Regions from separate parts of the Mus musculus genome. Here region 1 is linked to region 2. The links are chromatin loops, found by intact Hi-C in ENCODE. Cell type or tissue: gastrocnemius. All regions are shown on one strand. Each heading gives the region's core, and the rest is flanking DNA. Links, peaks and the distances in the headings are about the cores only. Region 1 overlaps Glrx3 (glutaredoxin 3). Region 2 holds the start of Mgmt (O-6-methylguanine-DNA methyltransferase).

Region 1 (11,611 bases), core at 1,379-9,378, 550 kb after region 2:
CCTATTGTAAAAAATCAGGAAACAAACATTTCTTTCCTCTCAAGGGGGGTGGGGGGCAAGACAAGAACAGCAACAAACCGCAAACCCATCTGCATGTATTCTTGTCACTGGTGTCTGCCTGAGATGACTCGGGAGACAGTGTTCCCGTCTGCAGTGACTGTTCAGAATGGGTCATGGGAAATGCTGTGTGACACCTGGGGAGTGACACCTGGGGAAGGATAGGAAGCCATCAAGAATACTAAATACGGGCTGGCGAGATGGCTCAGTGGGTAAGAGCACCCGACTGCTCTTCCAAAGGTCCGAAGTTCAAATCCCAGCAACCACATGGTGGCTCACAACCACCCATAATGAGACCTGATGCCCTCTTCTGGAGTGTCTGAAGACAGCTACAGTGTACAGTGTATTTATAATAAATAAATAAATCTTTAAAAAAAAAAAAAGAATACTAAATAGCACTTGTGGGTGCAGCCATTTCCATGTCAAGGCTTTTCAGGGTTGGTGTGGGTTGAAGTCTACTTTTTTGTTTTATTATTATTTTTTCATCATTTTATGTGTATTGCTGTATCGCCTGCAAGCAGCTGTCCACCACAAGCATGCAGTGCCCTCAGAGGCTAGAAGAGGGCGTTGGCTCCCCTGGGATTGCAGTTACAGATTGTTGTGGCCCCTGTGTAGGTGCTAGGAATGGAACTCCCTAGTCTTCTGTAAGAGCACTTAGTGTGCTCTTAATCATTGAGCCATCTGTCCAGCCCCAAAATTTTCTTTTTATATTAAAATTCTAACGTATTTACGTACTTGTAACTTTTTCTATATATATTTTTATATATGAAAGTTCTTATGTCTATGTAAGTTTTATGTTTATGTAAGTTACTGAAATCTCAGTTTCTGTCTATATAGTGGGGGTGGGAAATGGGTACCAGAGTTTGTGCCCATTCATAAACCACTTTATTCATAAACACACACATACACCCACACACACACACACACACACACACACACACACAGAGTCTAGAGTATGGTAGCGCTTAGCATTGGTAGTATAATTTGCAAGTGAATAACTGGAGTATGGAGCACTACAGTAGAACAGCAAATGATTATTGGCTCTAATGGTTCCATTGATGGAGAAATGAGACTCATTATGTCTGCTAAAATATTGAGATATTCTGGGGTGTAGTGTAGCTCAGTGGTGGGGTGTGTGTTCAAAGCTCTAGGTTTGAGCACCAGTGCAGGGTGTAAGGGAGCCATGTTAATGAGTATTTCAACTCCATCTTTCTGTAAACGTTGTCCTAGAACAATGCATTGGACATATTGGCCTGTCTGTTATGAGGCAGAGACTGGTTCCATACAGTACACAAGAGGGTGACATCCCTGTTATATGTGCAGTTGGCATTCCATGCTTAAGTGGAAAATAAGAGCTAGGCATGTAAACATAAGAATATCTTGGGCAGTAAATAATCATTCGCATTAAACACATGCAGTGGTGTTATCAAAGCACTTTCTTGTCTGATCTTCTACCAACCCAGGACTCTTTATAGTTGTGGGTGTTCAAAGCATTCAAAGCCATGTTAGTGCCATTGGAGCAAAACTCAGCTCTGTGTGCATACTTTCTTCTTCCTCCTGCCCTTCTTTTTGAAGCCAGGACTCATAATGGAGGCTGGCCTGGAACCCTAGATGTAGCTGAGGAAGCCCTTGAGCTCCTGATCCTCTGCCTGTACTTGTGAGTGCTGTGGTTAGAGGCAGGCATCAGCACACCTCGCTCTCCTCTTTTGTTTTTCACACTTGGGCTCATACTGGGAACAAAGCCTGGTCTCTTGTTTTAATTTAATTATTATTATTATTTTTAACTCTGCTGGAATTAAGCCCAGGGCCTGAGGCATACCAGACTCTGCCATGAGTTATATCTCTATCCACCGACTGTAATTTTTAAAAGCAAGCCAATATTGTCAGCATTTACTTATGCCATTAAAACTTCTTTGCAAGCCAGGCGTGGTGGCGCATGCCTTTAATCCCAGCACTCGGGAGGCAGAGGCAGGCGGATTTCTGAGTTCGAGGCCAGCCTGGTCTACAAAGTGAGTGCCAGGACAGCCAGGGCTACACAGAGAAACCCTGTCTCGAAAAACCAAAAAAAAAAAAACCAAAAAACTTCTTTGCAAATTTCTAAGGTACTTTAAATATTTAGAATTACTTTTAATATTTTAAAAGTACTTTGTTTTGGTTGTTTGAAAGCTGTTGTGACATGAGTTGTTTTGGGATTTTTTTGGGTGTTTTCTGTAGTATTAGGAAGATACCCATCTTCCTAAATCTTTGTATTTTAATTCTTAGAGTAAATACCTGTGGGTGTGGACGTCGTGGGAGGTCTTGTTTCTAATCTCTACCGCAGGGTAAGAAGGCGCTTCTTCCACTTCCTTTTAGAAATCCTGACTTTTGAAAAGAGTACCCGCCTCGTGTGCAGCAGCAGAGCCTAGTGGGTTTACTTGTCTTGGAAGCAGGCTCTTGAACTCCTGGAGCCCCTCAGACCGCTCATCTGTCAGCGGGGCTTGCCTTGTTCTTGGATATGTATACATTGCAGTTTCTGTCCTCCCTTCCTTCCTTAGGCTCCTTTGCTCCTGCAGTGAATAGTAGTGATTTTCACCTTGGCAGGAGCTATAGTCACCAAAAGACCTTTTGCTGTTTGAGTCATGAATGCAGTGATGCCAGTTTCAGTCTTTGGAATCTTAATTTTTCAAGCAGTTTATTACAGGCCATTCTGTTCAATTTCTGTCACGTTCTCTAAACAACTGTATTAAGTTGTATTTGTTCATAGGCTGTCATGCTCACGGAGTACAGGTGTGTGGGTTTGTTCAGTGATTCAATGCTAGACATGTTCTCAAGCTAAAAACACCTTTTTAAAAATTGAGTATCTTGATTTAATCATGTCAGAATGAAAACTGTACTGCATGAGGGCAGCCAAGTCTTCCCTCTTGTGCTGCTGCTAGCTACCCTCAACACTATAAACTGTCTTGGCTATCATGGTATTCCCCCTTTCCCTATGAGATTCCTTTAATCTAGCAACTTTGGCTTGGCTTGTTTTCCAGACCTGACTGTGTGGTTGTGTGTATCTCTAGAAAAGCTGCTTGGGGGTGGGTATAGGGGACTTTCGGGATAGCATTTGAAATGTAAATGAAGAAAATATCTAATAAAAAATTGAAAAAAAATAGAAAAGCTGGTTTTGTTGTTGTTTGTTATTTTTGAGACAGGGTTACTCTGTGTAGCCTTGGCTGTCCTGCTTCTGCCTCCCAAGTCTGCCACCACTGACCAGCACCCTCTCCCCTCAATAGTTGACTTGTGTTTCATTTTTGGAGTGTAGGGTGCTTTGTTCTATCTGTGGGCATTTGGGTAAATTATAGACTGCTTGGGTGTTCCCTGACAAGGTCTTGTTAATTTGCTTTTCTTCTTGGGAAGAGGTCCTTGGATGCTCTCTTGGATGCTCTGCTGGCCTTGGGACCTCTCTTGGATGCTCTGCTGGCCTGGGGGGTGTGGTCAGATCCTGCACAGGCTTATGAGGGAGGGTTTCAGTATTCTGTAGGCTGTAACTCTGTTCACGGTTCCCAGACAACTTTAAGGAGCCTGAGAAATGTTGTCTAGCTGAATGGGTGACTGAGAGGCAGCATTGCTTGGCAGAGCAGTTGCTATCAGCTGAGGCCCAAGTATTCTTCAAAGATCTGCCAGATACAGGTCTGTCTGGTACAGATTGTAAGTACGATGTGACCTTTCTTGCCGTAGGTGGATCCTCCTGTTTGCCTTTTGTAGTCTCTCAAATGGCTTTCTCTTATCGTTTCTAACTAGTTAGTCTCTGCCTTTCATAGCTGTCTGCCTCCCTTCCATGACCCCAGCCCTACCATTTTTGAGGTGGTCCTACTGACTCAGGATGGTCTTGAACTGACTGGACCCAGTCTGGCTTAGAACTGCTCGTTCTTCCACCCAGCTGGGGTTCCACGCATGTAGCTCCACACTGGGCCTCCATTTCTGTTTCAGTGTGTCATCTAGCTTTATACTTGAGCAAACCCAGGCTCTCAGGGACCTTCTTTCTCAGCCCTCCCCACCCCTACTTTGTACATGTCATTTAATCTGCTCTTAATTCTTTGGCTCTGGACTGGAAGGCACTGTTCTCTTTGCTCTGGCTGCCTTTCCCCTTTCCTAACTTCTTGGAAACCTTGCACCTACAGCTGCCTCAGATTTTCAACCCTGTCTGCACTGGCATTGTTCCTGCACGATACAAGTTGATTTCTTGCACCGGAGTTAAGCTGGACGCGGTGCTCTTGGATTCTTCTGTGTAGTCCAGATCTCTTGAGGTTGATTTCTGTGGTGGCCACTTCTAGTCAGCTCCCTGTGCAGCTGTGGGCTCCTCCTGCTGCTGCTGCTCCTCATTTATTTATTTATTTATTTATTTATTTATTTATTTATTTATTTATTTATTTATTTATTTATTTATTATATGTAAGTGCACTGTAGCTGTCTTCAGACACCCCAGAAGAGGGCATTGGATCTCATTATGGATGGTTGTGAGCCACCATGTGGTTGCTGGGAGCTCAGGACCTTCGGAAGAGCAGTCAGGCTCGTAACCGCTGAGCCACCTCTGCAGCCCCAGGCTTCTGCTTCTTTGGCAGTTGGCCTTGTTCACTGTTTGTTGCCACTTTAGTGGTGTAACCTCTCCCTTGCCATTATCTTGACTTCTGGGAAACTGATCTTAAACTCCTGAAGCTGTCCCTCTTTCCTCTGTCCCTCTATCTGGCCTGATGCGATGTTGATGAGACCCAGAAACATGGACCTCCAGGTTCCTCTGTCCCTTCTGTGACATGGTTGGCTCTGTGTCTCTAGATTTCCAGATCTATAGAGAGCTGAGGCTCTCTGCACTTGAGCCCTGGCCCTAATATTCCGGCAGCCTTCCTTTCCTCCTAGTATGACACTCACTGTCAGTGTTTAAGTCAGAACTTGCAGTCAACCTTTGAGGGTTACCCTTTCCTGCCCCTTCTGGCTGTAACCTTCCTCACCCCATATGTGTCTCTTGTGGGTAGGCTCCCACTTCTCATCTGTGCTTTTTTTTCTTTTGTTTTGTTTTTTTATTTATATGTGTTTTTGTGTGTGCCCATGTATATGTGTGCAGGTGCATGTGGGTGCCTGAGGAGGCCAGAACCTTGGAGCTGGTGTTGAGATGTTTGTGAACTGTGTGACCTGCACGAGTGATGGGGCTGACCGAGGGTCCTTGTGATAGATAGAGCAGCAAGTGCTGCCCTGCTGAGATCTCCCCAGCCCTCTATCATTTCTTATTCCACTCCTTGCTGGTAGGTAGAAAAGTTTGCATCTTTTTCCATAGAACACATTTTTATGTGTTTCCCCCCCACCTTGGAGGAGGGTTTTACTTGAAATTAGAATTCTGTAAATTCAAGTTTCAGTTAAATTAGAGGTGGTTTCAAACATAGGTCTTTGTGAACAGTTTTGTATGAAAATAATTAAGATTGTTAACATTGCCCAGGAATCTAGTGACTCCACCGTCAGCCCACATGGAGGGTTCTCTGGTAACATAACTGCAACAGACATCTATGAGCAGTGATCGTAGTCCTGCTGTCCTCTGCCTTATCTGTTAAGACTTTTTTGCTCTTCTGCCGTTACAGTTGTGTCCCTTTGTCACAATATTATGTGAGATTAATATTAATAATGTATCTTCAATCATTTCTCAGCAGCAGCTTGCTTGTACAGAAATTCAGTCTCCACTTTCATCATGGGTCTGAAAATATAATCGACATGTCTGTTAGTTGATATGGATGGACATTTAGAAGCACTTACTAGGGCTTAGTCTTGATTTAAGAAATCCCATCGACTTGACTGTTTATCCAGACAGTCTGAAGACTGGCCGTGATGCTGCACACTGCAGTGGAATTCTTTGTTTTCTAGGTAGAAGAATTTGATCTACACCTGTATTTGCTTCCAGGATCATTTTAATAAAAAATATGTTTTTTGATTTACAGGTCACTCCTTGTGGTTCATTTCTGGGCACCATGGGCTCCACAGTGTGTACAGATGAACGATGTCATGGCAGAGTTAGCTAAAGAACACCCTCATGTTTCATTTGTGAAGGTATTATTCATTTTCAGTCTTATGTCTTTTATTAATATCTGACTTATGAGATAGACAAGATTTTATAATGTAAAGGAAGAAGCTGTGAAATCCCAGTACTTGAACTTTGTGTTGAATTCTGTTATATTTGCAGCAAGCTATTTTGACAGATCTTTTGGTTTGATTTTTGTTTGTTTGTTTGTTTTTCCGAGTCAGGGTTTCTCTGTATAGCCGTGGCTGTCCTGGAACTCACTTTGTAGACCAGGCTGGCCTCGAACTCAGAAATCCACCTGCCTCTGCCTCCCGAGTGCTGGGATTAAAGGCGTGCACAGGCTTTTGACAGATCTTTTGATGTTGCATTTCTCACATAGTTTAAAAAAATCGCTACAGAATGGGCAAAGGACAGAAGTGTTTGAGAGGACAAACAGACCAGATAATTCCCTGGATAATTTTGGCGTGATAGCAGTTGATGAACATTGAGAAGGTAGTATGTTGCGAAACGCTTCTAGAAAGTGCATGTAAACAGGCCGCTGGGGTCAGTTCTGCCCGCCTCTCCTGTGCACTGAGCCCTGCTTTACTCAAGACTTGGTTTCTACGTTGCCTGTTGTGTTTCGAGACTAGGCTTTAAGAGGGATTGGAGCGCTGTGCTGGAGGTTAGCAGGATTTGCTTTTATGCACATGTAATTCTAGTCACTCGGGAAGTCATACTGCTTTAGGTTTGGAAAAAAGTGAAATATATGTTGAGAATAATGAATTATTGGGAAGGGAGGGATACTCTCTGTATTCAAAAGTGTTAATTCTTAGAGTTGATTTATTTACTTTGAGACAGGGTCTCACTGCACAGGTTGGCCTCAAGATGTCTGTCAGTTGCCTCCCAAGTGCTGGAGTCAGTGGCTTGTGCCTTTTATCCAGTGCTGAATCCTTAGGATTTAAAACAAAACAAGCCGGGCGTGGTGGCACACGCCTTTAATCCCAGCACTCGAGCACTCGGGAGGCAGAGGCAGGCGTATTTCTGAGTTCGAGGCCAGCCTGGTCTACATAGTGAGTTCCAGGACAGCCAGGGCTACACAGAGAAACCCTGCCTCAAAAAACCAAAAAAAAACAAAACAAAAAAACAAAAAACAAAACAAAAACAAAAACCCAAAAACCTTCATTTTAAAACTAAAAATTGTGAGTTCAAAATACATGTTGACAGATAGACCCATGTATGAGGTTAGAAACCATGTGAAGCTTTGGGTTGCCTGTAGGTCAGATTTCTGACGTTTCCTAAATCCTTTGCATGGTAGTGATTACATTCCCTGATAGTATTTGCATAGACAGAATTTGTGTGCTTTGAATTGGTACTGTATTCTGATGGCTCAAAATGCCAAGTAGTATCGCAGGGTGGACACCGAGAAGATTCACGCCGTGTCTTTGCCAACCCTTGTCCGTCCCTATAAGTAACCAGTTGTATTCATTTTGTATGAATTTTCTCAGTGTTTCTTTATGCAGATAGCACAAATATGAATATAATAGTTAGCTTTTTAAAATTTAAGGACTTACTTAAAATTCTGATGAAATGCATAATGTAACCCTAGAAGGTAACCCTAAAATGTCCAGTATAAATAATAGAAGGGGGCATTAAAACTGCATGTTTGGTCAGTGATAAAAGATAATGACTACAAGTGAAATGAATGATTAAACACTTCAATCATAGAATTAGCCAGGCTCATGGTAATTGTCCCATGTCTGCTTTCATACGTATCCTGTTACTGGTTTAGGTAACACGCTGTTCTCAGCTGCCATCTGAATGACTTATTTAAAGTCACTATAGAATTGCTTCTCACATTGGTACCAGACTTGGCAGGAGATTTGAAGTTGTTCAAGTGCTTAAATGTAGCAGGGAGCCAAGAGTTGTAGGTGTGCTACTGCTGGATTGTCGGGGATACCTGAGCCTGACTGTTTGAGGAGTTGGCAGCACTGTTTTTGTTAAGCAGGAGTTCTGGAAATTTCTGGAGTAACGCAGTGATGGGGTAGAATTTTTATATCTTTTCTTTTTGAGTTAGGAGTCTCACTAGTCTTGAACTCTTGAATTCAAGCCAGACTTCGGCTTCAGCCTCTTGTAGCTGGCACCTCAAGAATGGTCTACTATACCTACGTTTCTTTCATTTGATTATTTAAAAAAGGTGTATTAGTTTGGCTTTTTTTTTTTTTTTGGTCTTTCAATAGAGGGTTTCTCTGTGTATCCTTGGCTGTCCTATAACTCACTGTGCAGACCAGGCTGGCCTCGAACTCATAGAGATCTACCTGCCTCTGCCCCTCAGGTGCTAGGACTGGGCATGTGCCACCACTGACCGGCTAGTTTGGCTTTTTACTTATTTATTTATTTTTGTTTTTTTGTTTTTCGAGACAGGGTTTCTCTGTATAGCCCTGGTTGTCCTGGAACTCACGCTGTAGACCAGACTGTCCTAGAACTCAGAAATCCTCCTGCCTCTGCCTCCCGAGTGCTGGAATTAAAGGTGTGCACCACCACTCCAGCTTAGTTTGGCATTTTTGACTTGTGAAATGAAGTGATTGTTCCAGTCTTTGTTAGTAGAGACACAAAGTCATTTAAATAAGTGATTTTCTTTTAAATGCATATTTTTGGTTTGCATGTAAATTATTATTACTACTACTTCTTCATTTTCTTCCTCTTCCTCCTCCTCCTCTTATCTTGAAACAGAACCTTATATATCCTCGGCTGGCTTGGAACTTACTATGTAGCCATGGATGACTTTGAGATTTTGATCCTCCTGCCTTTGTCTCACTAGTGATGGGACTGTAGTGTGTCCCATCATGCCCCAGTTATATGGTGTTGAGAATCAAATCAGGGCTTCCTGCAGGCTAGGCCAGTACTGTACCAGCTCAGCTATACCCCTAGCCTAGAAGATGATCTTGAGTAAGGTTTTTTAAATTGGTTATAACTACCAAGAACTAGTTTTCTAATTACTAAGATACCAGCAGCTCAGACAAGCCAGCCACACATCTGGTAAGAGTTGTGCAGCTTGTTCCTACCAGGACCGAACGCTGACAGGCAAGGCTTTTGCACTCTCCACTGAGACCCTTGTTCTCCAACGTGTGACGTGGCTGTAAGATGCCACCTCTAATGGGCTGGGCCCTTCCCTGCCTCAGCTGCTGCCATATCCAGTTAGATCCTGGAATGCGGGTTTTTCTGTACGCTCTTGCATCTCTAACCACTGTGAGGAAGCACACGAATTACTTCCACTGGTAAATGCCTTACAAAGAGATTCAGGCTTACTTAGAATAGAGTGAAATAGCTAATTAAAATATTACGTGCTTTTTCTTTTCAAAATACATAGTCAGATCTCTTCCTAAAATGGAAGTACACTTTATTGATCTGTGGATGTTGATGTGTCTGGGTAGGTGGAAGGATGAATTTATGATTTTTCTGCCTCAGCCTCCTGGATACTAAATAGACTTGTGTACCATGCTGATGGGAATACATATTTGCCAATTATACAGTAGAATCTTTCAGATTATGATGTTTGGGAGTGAGAGATAGTAGGAAAGAGATAGAAATTCCACGCCTTTGTCAGTGAGGGAAAGGTGGGAAAAAAGTCAGACCCTGTTTGTAGGAAATGTATCCTCCCCTCCTGCATATCTCATTTGCTGTGTGTCATAGTTGCAGTCCTAATGCTGTGATGATATACTCTGGCAGAAACAACTTAAGGGAGAAAGGTTTATTTAGCTCATAATCCCAGGTCCATCATAGCAGGGAAGTCAGCTGTAGCAACTGGAGGCAGCGGCTCAGATTACAGTCATATTCCTAAGAGAACAACACATGCTATTGCTCGGCTCACTTCTCCTCTTACACAGCCCGGGATCCCTTGCCAAGGGATCGGCACCCCATCCCCCGTTGGGATAGTCTCTTCACAGTCATGCCTAGAAGCCAGTCTCTCAGGGTTAACACTGCCCATCATTGACAGTTTCATGTCAGTATAAACTTTCTCAGAGATCAGAGTCAGCTGTTTAGGGAGAGTTTTATGATGTTGCTCTGGTCAGTATTATTATATTGTATGGTGCATTGGTTTCTCACCCTGTGGGTCGAAACGGGTTCTTTGGGAGTTGAAGGACCCTTTCACAGGGTGTCACTTAAGACCATCAGTAAACACAGATAATTACATTATGATTCATAATAGTAGCAAAATTATAGTTACGAAGTAGCAATGAAAATAATTTTATGTGAGCATAACATGAGGAAGTGTATTCAAGGGCGCAGGGTTAGGAGGTTGAGAACCGCTGGTATGGTGGTTGCTGTGCTGAGAGAGGGCATGGAGGAGTTACAAAGTTACAGTGCTGTGCTTTGCACCCCTGCACCATCCTTGTGCTGTTGGGGACTGTACTCAGGACTTCACAGTTACGTTAGGCAAGTGCTTACATTGCATTAGGTTACATTGAGCTCTACTGTAGGAATCATCATGGCTCAGCAGTTAAGAGTACTGGATACCCTTGCTAGGGACCTGGTTTCAGTTCCCAGCACCTACACAGTGACTCATAACTGTCTGTAACTGCAGTTCCAGGCCATCCTGTAGGCACCAGGCATGGTACCTACACGTATACTTATACATATGCGTATACATATGCGTATACGCAGGTAATCACTCATACACATATGATCAAAGTACATAAATCTTAAAAAAAAACAGGTTTTTTGTAATATCTGAGAAAGCCAAGCGTCATAAAGATAGTTTATGCTACTTTGCAGATGTCTGCACAATTGCTCTGTATAAAACAACTGAGACGGTAGTGCTGGCCAATACCAGGAGTAAATAAGTGAATCAGTGCACCAACCCCCAGGCGTTATCTAGCTTAGAGTAACTCTCAGCTGTGTGCCATTTCTAGCATGTCCCTGACCTGTAAAATGAAGTCTGAGAGTGAGGACCCTGCTGGGCTTGTTGGCGCGCACCTCTAATCCCAGCATCAGGTAGACGGATCTGGAGTTCTGCCTTCAGAGGTTCTGAGTTTGAGTCTATTTGTTCTAAGGCAGCCAAGACTACATAGGGAACCCCTATCTCATACCTCCCCAAATGAGTGAGACCCCCTCCGCCCACCCTCCATGTTCTCCTGTTACCCCTTCTCACAGGCACACCATGAGAAGGCTCTGAAGGGCTCAGTTCCCCGCAGAGACAATGTGAAGATGCAGTGTGGGTAAACCAGCCCAGTCCCTAAAGTGCAGTCTTTCTTCTGACTGTAGCAGTAGAAAGCTGCATGTGGCATAATGACAGCAGCACAGATTTTATTTTCAGGCTTCATTTCTGAGCAGCGTCATTTCTCTGAATTTGACTATGTCACCCATGTCACCTTTTACGTGAGCCAGGCTTGTCCAGGGAAACAGCCAGTGGGACATGGAGATGCGATAAGTAAGATTTGTTTTAGGAAGGAATCTGCTCACGCATTGAAGAGCTTTAGAAGTCTCTTGAAGCTGGAGAAGCAGGGCTGCTGCTGTGTGGTCTGCCGGAGACCTGTGACCCAAGGAGCTGAT
Region 2 (11,611 bases), core at 1,586-9,585:
ACAACGAGGGCCCCACATGCCCATATGCATTTCTCCAGGGAGATGCCCACTGCTCCGTGTGAACCTCACATCCTTCCTTTGTTTGTGAACCACTTGACTATGAGCTAACACAGAGCTGCAACATATTCTCCTTAAGTGTGCCTCAGACTTGCACCAACCAGGCCACTGAAGGGGCACAGTCTTGAAGGAGTCTTTGTATTACCTCCTTTATACAGAGGCAGAGCCCTCTCCTTGTTCCTTCAAACCCAATCCAAGATGGAAGGGCTTCCAGATGGCACCAGAGGCTCCCATGGGTTCTTGGGCAGAAGGATGTTTGCCTCTCTCTAGGACAGCAAGGGCCAAGGAGCTCACTCTCTCGGCCCTGTGCTGCCCATCTGTCTATGCACTTCTTGCTACAATGATACCCTGATGCCTGCAGCTGTGCCAAGAACCAACAGGAACCAGCATGGGACAAGGGTGTAGCTAGCGGCAGATGGTACACACTCTGGGCCTAATGGTGCTGTCTCCATTTCAGGCTTCTCCCCAGCCTAGTATCTCTGGGCTCCAGGCTTCACCCAGGCTAGACGCTCAGACTCCAAGAACACCGAGGAGAAAATCGATTGTGTTAATCGAGAGCTCACCACTGGAGGTGCTTTTAAAGCGGTCTGGATGTAAAACACTTCAAGTGCGGAGCTCTTGGCGTGTTTCTCTTTACACGACCACTGCACGCTTGTCCAGAGTTCGGGGCTTTCAAATCACATAAGGTTTTATGTGATCGTTATAAAATCCCTTCATTTCCCAAAGGCAGGGTAGTCAGGATTAAGTTTGACTACTGAAGACAGCTTTGTTGTAAATGGTCTCTAATGTCACAGAATAGCTTGGGAAGAGAGGCTTATTAAACAAATTTCGTGGGTTACAAATCATTAGAAGCAATCACCCACCGTGTCAAGTTCATTTGCTTAACCTGAAAGGTATCCATTTGGATGCTTAGAAGAGCTATGCAAATTGACACGGTTCCCAGTGCCCACAGGAAAGCTGGCTGATGTTAAAGAAAACCCAGGGAGTCCCTTGAAGAACTCGGTGAAGTTACACTTGAACACAACTTCTTATGGTTTTCTCAAATCTTCTGTAAAACAAACAAATAAACAAACAGACAGACAAACTAACTAACTCACTCATGGGGATATGGGCCCGGAGGACAGCAAGAGAATATCTGTTATTTCAAAGATGGGAAACCCCACAGGAGTTTCATTTGTTCAGGCTAATGCATCCTATGAAGAAGTCAGGGGTGGCTCTGTGAGAATCTGGGTAGGAAACCTGCTCCCAGACTTCCTGATTTAGCTTAGTTTTTCTCCCTGTTCCCCCCTACAAGGCTACCACCCCATCTAAAGCAATCGATGTTCCTTTAGTGATAGGAAGGGCAGTTGAGGACACCTGGCTCAGTAAAAGCATACAAGAAAGAAGCCCACAGGCTCTTGGTTTGGGAATAGATTGTTTCTGTTTGTTTGTGTGCTTGTTTTGTTTTAATGATTTCAGAAAGGAAAAGGGTACTTGCTGCAGCCAGGACATGGAGACTGGGATTTAGTTTCTTCATGGAAGAACCCACAAAGTTATTTTGGAATTCTTTACTTCTGTAGGCTTAGTCCTTGGTCAGAGAAATGTGCCTTCTTCCACCTGCCTCTCAGTTCCTGATCCTGAACAGTCCTTACCTCCTTCCCAGCAAGAAGAGTTACTGCATGGTCTTAGACCTGCTCTGAGCGACAGCACTGTTCTCAGTTTGCCCTGCTCACCCTTTTCAACCCCATATAATCGACTTTGGTGGCACTGGCCTTCATAGAGACTTTTCCATGCCAAATTAGGAAGGGTAGAGATTCAGATGTCAGGACCAGCCTCATTTCCATCTTCCTCCCCAACCCTAATAACTCTCAGATATGTTTTGAAATCGGAAATGTCCCCACAGACTTACTCACTAGGTGTTGATTGTCAGCTGATGGGCCTTTGAGAAGTGATTGGATTCTGAGGGCTCTGACCTAATCAGTGAAGTAATCTCTTGATAGACTCATATTTTTCATTTAATTATTTGTTGTGTGTGTGTGTGTATACATATGACTCCACATGTGTGGAGGTCAGAGGACTATCTACAAGAGAGTTGGCTTTCTATCTCGTCTGTATTGGTCCTGGAAACTGGACTTGGGTTTTGATGTCTAGAGGCAAGCACCTTTACCATTGAGCCATCACTCCTGCCTTAGATTCATGATTTGATGGCATCAAAAGAGGCGGTAAGAGCTTGTAAGGGGACAGGCTTGGATATGTGAGGTAGGTTCACAGGGAGTGTACCCTGGAAAGATGTCTCTTGTCCTATGCCTTCCCTTCCTGTCCAAACTGAGGTAAGCTGTTGGTTCTTACCCTATCACATCTTCTAAGCTTACCACAGCCTGGAAACAACAAGGCCAGTCTACAGTGGACAGAAACAGTAGCTCCTCCCTTTGTTTCTCTGAGACACTTGTTACAGCAGTGAAAAGTTTGACAGGCCACACTTATATTTATGAGTGTTTTGTGTGTATATATATATGTGTGTGTGTGTGTATGTATATGTGTATATATATATATGTATATGTGTGTATATATATATGTATATGTGTGTATATATATATGTATATGTGTGTATATATATGCATATATATATATATATTTGTGTGCCTGGTGCCTGTGGAAGCCAGAAGAACCAGAAGAAGCCATTGGATCCCCTGGGACTGGAGTTATAGTAGTTGTGAGCTGTCATGTAGGTGCTGGGAATTGAACCCGGGTCCTCTGGCAGAGTAGCCGCTGGGCTTTTTTCTTTCTGTTTATGCTGTTTACTGTTGCTCTTTTTTTTTTTTTATAAAAAAGAAGAAATAGTCATTTATTTTATCTTTATTTTTTCCATTTTTTATTAGGTATTTAGCTCATTTACATTTCCAATGCTATACCAAAAGTCCCCCATACCCACTCACCCCCACTCCCCTACCCACCCACTCCCCCTTTTTGGCCCTGGCGTTCCCCTGTACTGGGGCATATAAAGTTTGCATGTCCAATGGGCCTCTCTTTCCAGTGATGGCCGACTAGGCCATCTTTTGATACATAAGCAGCTAGAGTCAAGAGCTCCGGGGTACTGGTTAGTTCATAATGTTGTTCCACCTATAGGGTTGCAGATCCCTTTAGCTCCTTGGGTACTTTCTCTAGCTCCTCCATTGGGAACCCTGTGATCCATCCATTAGCTGACTGTGAGCATCCACTTCTGTGTTTGCTAGGCCCCGGCATAGTCTCACAAGAAGACAGCTACATCTGGGTCCTTTCGATAAAATCTTGCTAGTGTATGCAATGGTGTCAGCGTTTGGATGCTGATTATGGGGTGGATCCCTGGATATGGCAGTCTCTACATGGTCCATCCTTTCATCTCAGCTCCAAACTTTGTCTCTGTAACTCCTTCCAAGGGTGTTTTGTTCCCACTTCTAAGGAGGGGCATAGTGTCCACACTTCAGTCTTCATTTTTCTTGAGTTTCATGTGTTTAGGAAATTGTATCTACTGTTGCTCTTTTTATGAAAAATTTCAAACAATGCTTTCTTGTAGGACTTTAATTTAAGACATATAGATTTTGATTCTAAAAGGATACCAATCTATTACTTTCTTAAGATTGGATCATCTTTGCACATCAGTTGTAGAGAATAGTTTCGTCTTAATATTAAGTCTTTACTCCACTCTCAGGGATTACGTCGTGAATGTAGTTTCCCTTCCTCCTCTCCTCTCAATTCCTTCTCCCCAGTCACTCCGCCATTTCTCTTCAGAAAAGGGTAGGTCTTTAATGGGCAGAAACCAAACATGGCCTATCAAGTTAGAGTAAGACTAGGCACCTCCTCTCACATTAAGACTGGAAGAAGCAAAGGGTAGGAGGAAAAGAGTCACAAAATCAGGCAAACTACTCAGAGGCAGCCCCCCACCCCATTCCCACTGAGTCCCACAAGAAGGCCAAGGTACACAACCATAACATATGTGTGGACGGCCTTGGTCAGACTCATGCAAGCTCCCTGGTTGTCATTTCAGTGTCTGTGAGCCTCTGTGGGCCTAGGTTAGTTGGTTCTGTGGGTTCTCTTTGGTGTCCTTGACCCCATCTAGTTCTTATAACCCCTCCTCTTCTTCTGCAGGAATCCTTGAGCTCTGCCTGATGTTTGATTGTGGCTCTCTGTATCTTGTTTCCATCAGGTGATGAAGCCTCTCTGATGATGGGTGTGCTGGATTCCTATCTATAAGTGTAGCAGAATATCATTAGGGATCATTCCATTGATATCTTCTCTCTCTCTCTCTCTCTCTCTCTCTCTCTCTCTCTCTCTCTCTCTCTCTCTCTCTCTCTCCTTTCCCTTTCCCTTCCCTTTCCTTTTCTTCTTCTCCTTCTATTTCCAGACTTGTCTGGCTCTTTCCTGGGTTTCTGATTCCTGGCCCTCCAGGCAATGACAGGGGTAAGCTCACTCTCATGGCACTTTACACATTTATCTCTCTCTCTCTGTCTCTTTCTGACTGTCTCTGTCTCTGTCTCTCTCTCCTCTACCTTTGCTTACGGTAGTCAGGAAAAATTTTGTAGGTTGAAAGTTTTGTATCTGGGTTGGTAGTCTTGCCTTAGCCAGTGTTTTTAACTTCTGAGCCATCTCTCCAGTTCTGCCACCCAGATAGTTTAACAAGCTACGATTCTGATATTAATTGCATCGGCTCCAGAGTGTACTTGTTTGGGGTCTCAACAGGAACTCTGATTTAATCTTGGTCTTTCTCATTTTCAGTTCCATTAGGATCCCAGTTCTAATTGGGCCTTGGTAGCATCATGCTATATGGGGCCTGGCAAATAGTATCCTTACTCAATAGTCTGTTGCTATCCCAGGAGCCTGTGCAATATGCACGTATGGTCTACAAGTGCACAGCACAGATTCTTATGAAATTACTGTACGAGTGATAAACCGGAGGACCCAAGATAACCAAGAAGCAAGAGCAGGACCCAGGGTAAACTTTCATGTCTCTTGTCCCTGGGCAAGAATACCCCTCTCTGTCTGAGCACAGCGCTGGGGAGGTGGACTAGTTACTCACTTCATTACTATAACCAAATACCTGAAAGAAATCAAGGGCTGGAGAGGGGCGCTCTCGTTCAGAGAAAGGCTGAGCATCATTGAAGGGACAGCATGACAGCAGAATTAGCTGCTCAGGATGCAGAGAGAGTTGTGCTGGTGCTCTCTTTATCTTCTCCTTTGTTCCCTTCTCATTCAGTTTGGGATCTCAGTTCTTAGAGATGACACCACCCATATTGGGGGAGGGGAGCTCCAATGCCCAGAGGTGTGTCTCTGAGGTAATTACAAATCCAAGCAAGTTGTTGAGCGTAGACGACACAGAAGGACTCTGAGACTTGATTTGATCATCCCATGTATCTAGGAGTCTCGTTTATCTTCTATCAGCAGTTATTCTTAGCATGTCTGGAGGAGGTGACAGTGGAGGTGAGGAGGGGCGGCTTCAAAGGGTGAATGGTGGCCTCTGTGAGTCACTGGGGCTCCTCATACAACAAACCTTTGAGCAACGCTTCTAAAGGTGGTAGGTAAAATGTTGGCTCCTCCAGGTCACTGAACCAGGGTACTAGTAAGGACCAAATCCAGGCAGGAGAGCTGCACACTGGGAAGATGAAGGTCTCAACAAACAAAACCACAGCATGGTTCTTAGCATATGTGCACCTGGGATGGGACCCTGAAGTTAACAACACGTCTCTCTGAAGCTTTAGGACGATAACATTCCCTAAGGATTTTATGTCAATCAAGTCAGATACCATGGGGCGCCAATCAAGTACCACAAAGTGGGTGGCTTGAAAGAATGAAAATTTGTTTATAGTCCAGGAGGCTGGTAGTTCTCACCTCCTGCACAGCATCTGGTACACAGGTGTATCTGGCTTCTAGTTTTCTGTTCACAGGGACAGCAGTAATATCAGATTAGGACTCTCCTAACTAGTGACATCATCTTCAAGTGTCACCTCCGTGTTTTTCCAAATAAGGCCATTATGAGGTACAGAGGGAGAATTCCAACAAGGCTTTCTTGGTGGACAACATTTAAATCCTGTCATCTCACACCAGATGCTGGATACTCACACTAGCTGAACCACTACTGAGCCATTCCAATTCCAAGTGCCAAGAAGATCCTGAAAGAAAGCCCTGGCCCAGCTGGGCAGTGACTGGATTCCTAGTGGGCTTAACTCTTCCACCACCCTTTGGGTGCGCGCTGTTGGCAAATAGTGACTATGTCTCAGCGGGTAAACTGGGACTTGGGGTGGTGAGGTCGAGGTGAGAAGGTGCAGCTCAGCTCCGGTGGGATGATGCGGCCTGATGTCTAGGATGGGCAAAGAACCAGTTTCAGGTCTGGAAGAAGAGGCCTGCTCTAGGAACACGCACCCAGGGAGGAAGCACAGAGCGGCACCCTTGCGTCACACACTGGGCGTGCTTACACTCCCCGCCCCTTTTCCGGCAGCTCCCAGAGCCACGCCCCGCGTACCAGGCCCGCTTTACACCCTCGGACTACAAGCCCACAGCTCAGTAATCAACTGCACCCTGACTCCGCCCCCGCCCACCAGGCCCTGCCCCGTGCTAGGCCCCGCCCCCACCCCGTGCACGCGCCTGCGGCCCGTATTTCTCAGTGCCAGATCTTGGTGCTCAGGCACCTAAAACTTGTGTACCGTTCCCCGTTGCTGTCTGCAGTTTGCAAGCTGGTGAGTTTTGGGGCACTGTGTGGGGCCCTCTCTGGAGAGAGCCGAAGTCCAGGGAGACAGTCGTGGCTCTGAGTTGTCCTAAGGACTCCTTCCTTTCTCTAGGACCTCAGCCCCTTCTGTACAGGCTGCCCTACTTCCCTTGGCCCCGGGGTTCGTGGGCAAGTCTGCCTGGTGACTGGGCATGTCTCCTGCCACACCTCCAGATGCCCAACACTTCTCAAGTCTCTGCTGGATCCATGCAGGTCCCCTGGCCATACTCTTTCCCTTCACTGGTGACCAGGGGGTGGGGATCCCGCTTCACCTTTCTTTCAGGAAGCTTCCAGAAGCTCCTCAGCTTGTAGCTCAGATCTGCTTGTAGTAGGCCCATACTTCTCATAGCTCCTTCTTTCTTGAGAGTAGGAGAAAATAACCAGGCCCCGGGGTCCTGCAACATCATGGCTGGTGCTAGGCACACCTGGTTAAAACCTCAGAGAGTAAACAAACAGTACATTCGCTCCGCGCCCAGTGGGTCTAGGTTTTTGTTCTGTACATTTTATTCTGAGCTGCCTCATCCAGACCCTGATTGTGAGTTCAGAGAAGTAAGGTTTGAGTGTACGTGTGCGTGCACACGTTTGGCTGGACCCTCCTCAGACACAGACAGGAGCTTGTGGAAAGGGTATTCTACAACCTGCAGAGTCTCTGTAGACAGACCTGCTCTTCATTTCACTTCCCTGACAGGTGATCCCAGATGATTTTAACTTCATGTGTCTCTCAGTATCTGCAGCACTTGTCGTAGGGTGCTGGGTGTGGGGGATGTGAGAAGCCTGGCCTGTGGTCAGTGTCCTGTAAGCTTAGGCATGTCATCTGAGCATTTGACAGGACCTAGAGCCTGAGAGTGGCTGGACAGAATGGTCTGCACAAATGCCCTGCCTGAGGCTCCACCCACTCTGGGCCACTCTGGGTATTGACATAGTTTGGTACTGTCTGAGGTCTAGAGGAGCCAGGCCACAAGGATCTATGGGAGTAATTTTTTTTTCAATTAGAGGGAAAAATCTGTCATAATAAGAGTTTGACTAATATGTGGTATGTCTTTGAAGAAGTTTCTGCTGTTACCATGGTTTAAGAAGCAGAGTCTCAGGTGTTGTGGTAAGGTGGCTGTGTCTTGTACAGCAACTTCTTTCTGTGGAGAGCAAAAGGCACCGATCTTTGGGTCCTGTTCTAGATCAGTGGGCCCCATCTGAGCCTGTCTCTACTCCCTCACTGGGCCTGCCAGTGTGCGGAGTGTCCTTGGCTTAGTTTTCTATGGCTTCCTCAGAACACCATGACTAAGGAGTCTTGGGGAGGGGAGGGCTTATTTGGTTTACATATCCTGATAACGGTTCCCCATGACGGGAAGGCAGGGCCGGAAGTCAAGAAGGGAAGGAACCTGGAGGCAGGGACTGAAGCAAAGACTATGGAGGAATGCTGTTTATTGGCTTGCTCCTCGTGACTTACTCAGCCTGATTTCTTACACACCCCCGGACTGTGTGCCCAGGCACCCATAGTGAGCTGGGTCTGTCCACAGCAGTCATAAGTGAAGAAAATACAGCAGAGATTTGCTCTCAGGCCAGTCTGATGGAGGCGTTTTCTTAGTTGAAGTTCCCTCTTCCTAGGTGACCTGAGCGTGTGTCAAGTTGACTATATATATACATATACATATATGTATATATATTTTTTGAGCGTGTGTCAAGTTGACTATATATACACATATATATTATATATAATATATTATATATATTATATATACACATTGTATATATTATATATACATATATTTTTGAGCATGTGTCAAGTTGACTATATATATATACATATCTTACTCAGCCTGATTTCTTACACACCCCCGGACTGTGTGCCCAGGCACCCATAGTGAGCTGGGCCTGTCCACAGCAGTCATAAGTGAAGAAAATACAGCAGAGATTTGCTCTCAGGCCAGTCTGATGGAGGCGTTTTCTTAGTTGAAGTTCCCTCTTTCTAGGTGACCTGAGCGTGTGTCAAGTTGACTATATATATAATACATATACATATATGTATATATATTTTTTGAGCGTGTGTCAAGTTGACTATATATACACATATATATTATATATAATATATATAATATATATACATATTGTATATATTATATATACATATATTTTTGAGCGTGTGTCAAGTTGACTATATATGTACATATATTATATATATTACTATATAATATATATTATATACATTATATATTACCATATAATATATATTATATATATAATATATATTTTTTGAGCATGTGTCAAGTTGACTATATATATACATATACGTATATGTATATATATTTTTTGTTAGATGCAAACTGTGGCGGCTCAAGCTTGTAATCCCAGCACTTGAGAGGCTGAATCAAGAGGATTGTCAGGAAAGGTTGTGTAGTCACTCCTTGAAACTCTGTCTTCAAAACACAACCAGCCAGGCGACCAAACAAGGCACTTAAGTGATCATAACTGTTCTTATTTTAAGGAGCACAAATGCTTAGGATCCAAGGGTCAGACCATTAAGACCCTCTCCTAGTCTGTGCCTTTCTTAGATGTTGGTTTTGATAGGAAGTGACGAAAGCATAACTGTTGTGTGGATTCCATTTTCTCCTTATCAAAGGCCCACTCACGTGCTCCTGTACTTGAGATATGACCACCCCTTACCCCTGAGTAAGCTGAAAACACTGTAAGTTAAAAAAAAAAAAAAAAGCTCTCTGAGCGTAGTAAACCATGCTCCAGACTCGAATCCCACCCAACGATTTGACACGCATTACATTTTCAGCTATAAAGTTCACACTTGAAAATCATACAGTTGAGTTACCAAAAAAAAAAATCTCATAATACTTTAATAAGTTTGTAATCTTTTGTTGGGCCACATTTGTAGTTGTCCTGAGCCACATGTGGCCAGTGAGGCACAGTTTGAATGGACCTACTTATGTCTAATCTACTTATGTCTGTGGCTTCTCTTGGCTGGAAGGATCACAAACCATTAGCCCTGAAAGAGGTCAAAGTTCAACACACACACTCGGTGTCTACTGAGACCATAATGCTTTATACCATGGGAAAGTAAAACAAAAAAATGGGTGTTTCATGAAAGTTGGGGACAGTCCTGTCTCTTCACATGTCATTGTGACCCTGCCAATGTCCCACCCTGGTATAAAGTGCCTTCTGTATATCCACTTTCCTCCAGGCCTTTGGGTACATGCCACACATGAATATCTCAGACCCTGGAGGACCCTGGCTTGGCTGCGACCACAGGTCTGCCTGGCCATGTTTTGGTGTGTGGCTGGCCTTGCCCAAGTTCTTACTGAAGGCGTTGATGTCTGACTGTAGGCTCTTGTTTAACTAAAACCTGAAGGTTCACACCAGACGCCTATAGACCAGCATTCATCTGAGCAGAGTGGCCTGTCAGCCTGCCCACAGACACTGATAAACAGACTGGCCTACACCACTTCTGGGTCTGAAGTGGAAGCGACAGGATTTGTCTAGGAGGGAGTAGGTCAGAGCCTTGCCGGCAGGAGGCTCTGCCAAGGTTGACAGGATGGATTTTCTTGTTCTGTTTGCTGTGGAGGCCTGTGCTGGACATGGATAGATAAAAGTTGGAGGCTCAGCATTGCAGCCTGAGTGTGGTGTGGTGTGTGTCCTTGTTCAGCCATTAGCCAGTGGCAACAGTCAAGCTCTCTGACTTAAATATTGGTAGTAATAAAAGGCACATTGAGGAGGGCTATGTGGTTTGGGGAAAAAAACCACATAATGAATGTGTGGGACATAGTGAGGGACTTACTCCTTTCTGTAGCTGTTCAAATGATTTGCCTTAAGAAGGGGGCTAAATCCTCTGGTGACCTTCTGTGACCTTGAAGGAAACAGTGCCTTGACAGATTTAGTTTCCAGGTGGAGGGGTCCATGGGCTGGGTCTACCATGATACCAGGCATCCCTGGGTTAGGCCAGCCTCCTAGACCTTGCACCAGAGTCTGCCCCAGCAAAGCAACCAAATAGACAGGCTCTCTCCAGGGACCACAGCCCAGTGGTGACACTCTTGTTGATGGCTGAAACTTGTTTTCTGCACTCCCAGCTGGAGTAAACTCATTTTGGTCTTCAACGTACAAGTCGGACCAGTTAAACAAATTCCATAGGAAACATCTTACGGCTTTTATTTGTCCTCACGTACAACCACAAAAGGAACAGCGAGAGAGCGATAAGTGCCTGCTGTGTCCACTCCGCTGCTAAAATTTTCTTGTTAGAATAATTTTCTACCCATAACACTTGTGAAGTCAGCCCCACATCCAGCTCAGCTCTGGGGCCCATTCCCAGAAGTCTGAGGGTGACACGGAATGCACAGTCCACCAATGGCATGGCTCGTAAAAGCAGGCACTTGTTAAATCTATTTGTTTTTATTATAGACATCGATCTGCCAGTTGCAATAATGCATTTATGGACATTTTTCTGCAAGCACAGCGCTGGTGGCAGTTTTTACTGACAAATTGAGTCGTATGGATAGTAGTTCAGAGCACTCTTAGCCTATTGACAGATTGGGTGATCCCAACACTGATTTCTGTACCCTAGTGGGTGAGGAGAGAGAATGGCTCTGGAACGAAGTTGGAGCTGGGGCTTTAGACATGGGGGTGCTAGTTAGATAGAGAGATGGAGTAGAGAACATACAGTTATTTCTCATCTGTGAACTGAGCTGAATTATAACCCAGACAAATGGTGGGGAGCCAGGAGTATCACCTTCAGGTTGGTCTGCTGTTGGTATATATGGTCAGATCCTCCCAACATGGCCCCCAGCAAGGTTGAATGTGGCAACTTTGCTCTCCATGAGTGAGTGAGTGTTCATAGGCTGACCC

Evidence for each region. A loop is a pair of places that touch in the nucleus more often than their neighbours do. Peaks named below come from ENCODE experiments on the same cell type or tissue, not always from the same donor. Only the 100,000 strongest peaks of a DNase experiment are listed, where the experiment ranks them.
Region 1: a loop joins it to region 2, with 3 times the contacts of the local background. A loop is called at or near these places in 3 of 42 quality-filtered maps.

What each region holds. Positions count from the first base shown.
Region 1 is chr7:137,438,977-137,450,587 of GRCm38, forward strand. Glrx3 (glutaredoxin 3) reads left to right here. Exons shown (of 11, transcript NM_023140.5): 2 at 6,003-6,111. Among named protein-coding and RNA genes, the nearest start is that of Glrx3, 7.2 kb to the left of the region's middle. In gastrocnemius, for the core only: a CTCF peak has its summit at 4,548 (motif pointing right); no DNase peak of the experiment used is centred there; H3K4me3 peaks cover 817 bases; H3K27ac peaks cover 2,216 bases.
Region 2 is chr7:136,887,945-136,899,555 of GRCm38, forward strand. It overlaps Mgmt (O-6-methylguanine-DNA methyltransferase), which reads left to right and starts at 6,642. Exons shown (of 5, transcript NM_008598.3): 1 at 6,642-6,743. In gastrocnemius, for the core only: no CTCF peak of the experiment used is centred there; a DNase peak (open chromatin) is centred at 6,528; H3K4me3 peaks cover 1,418 bases; H3K27ac peaks cover 1,761 bases.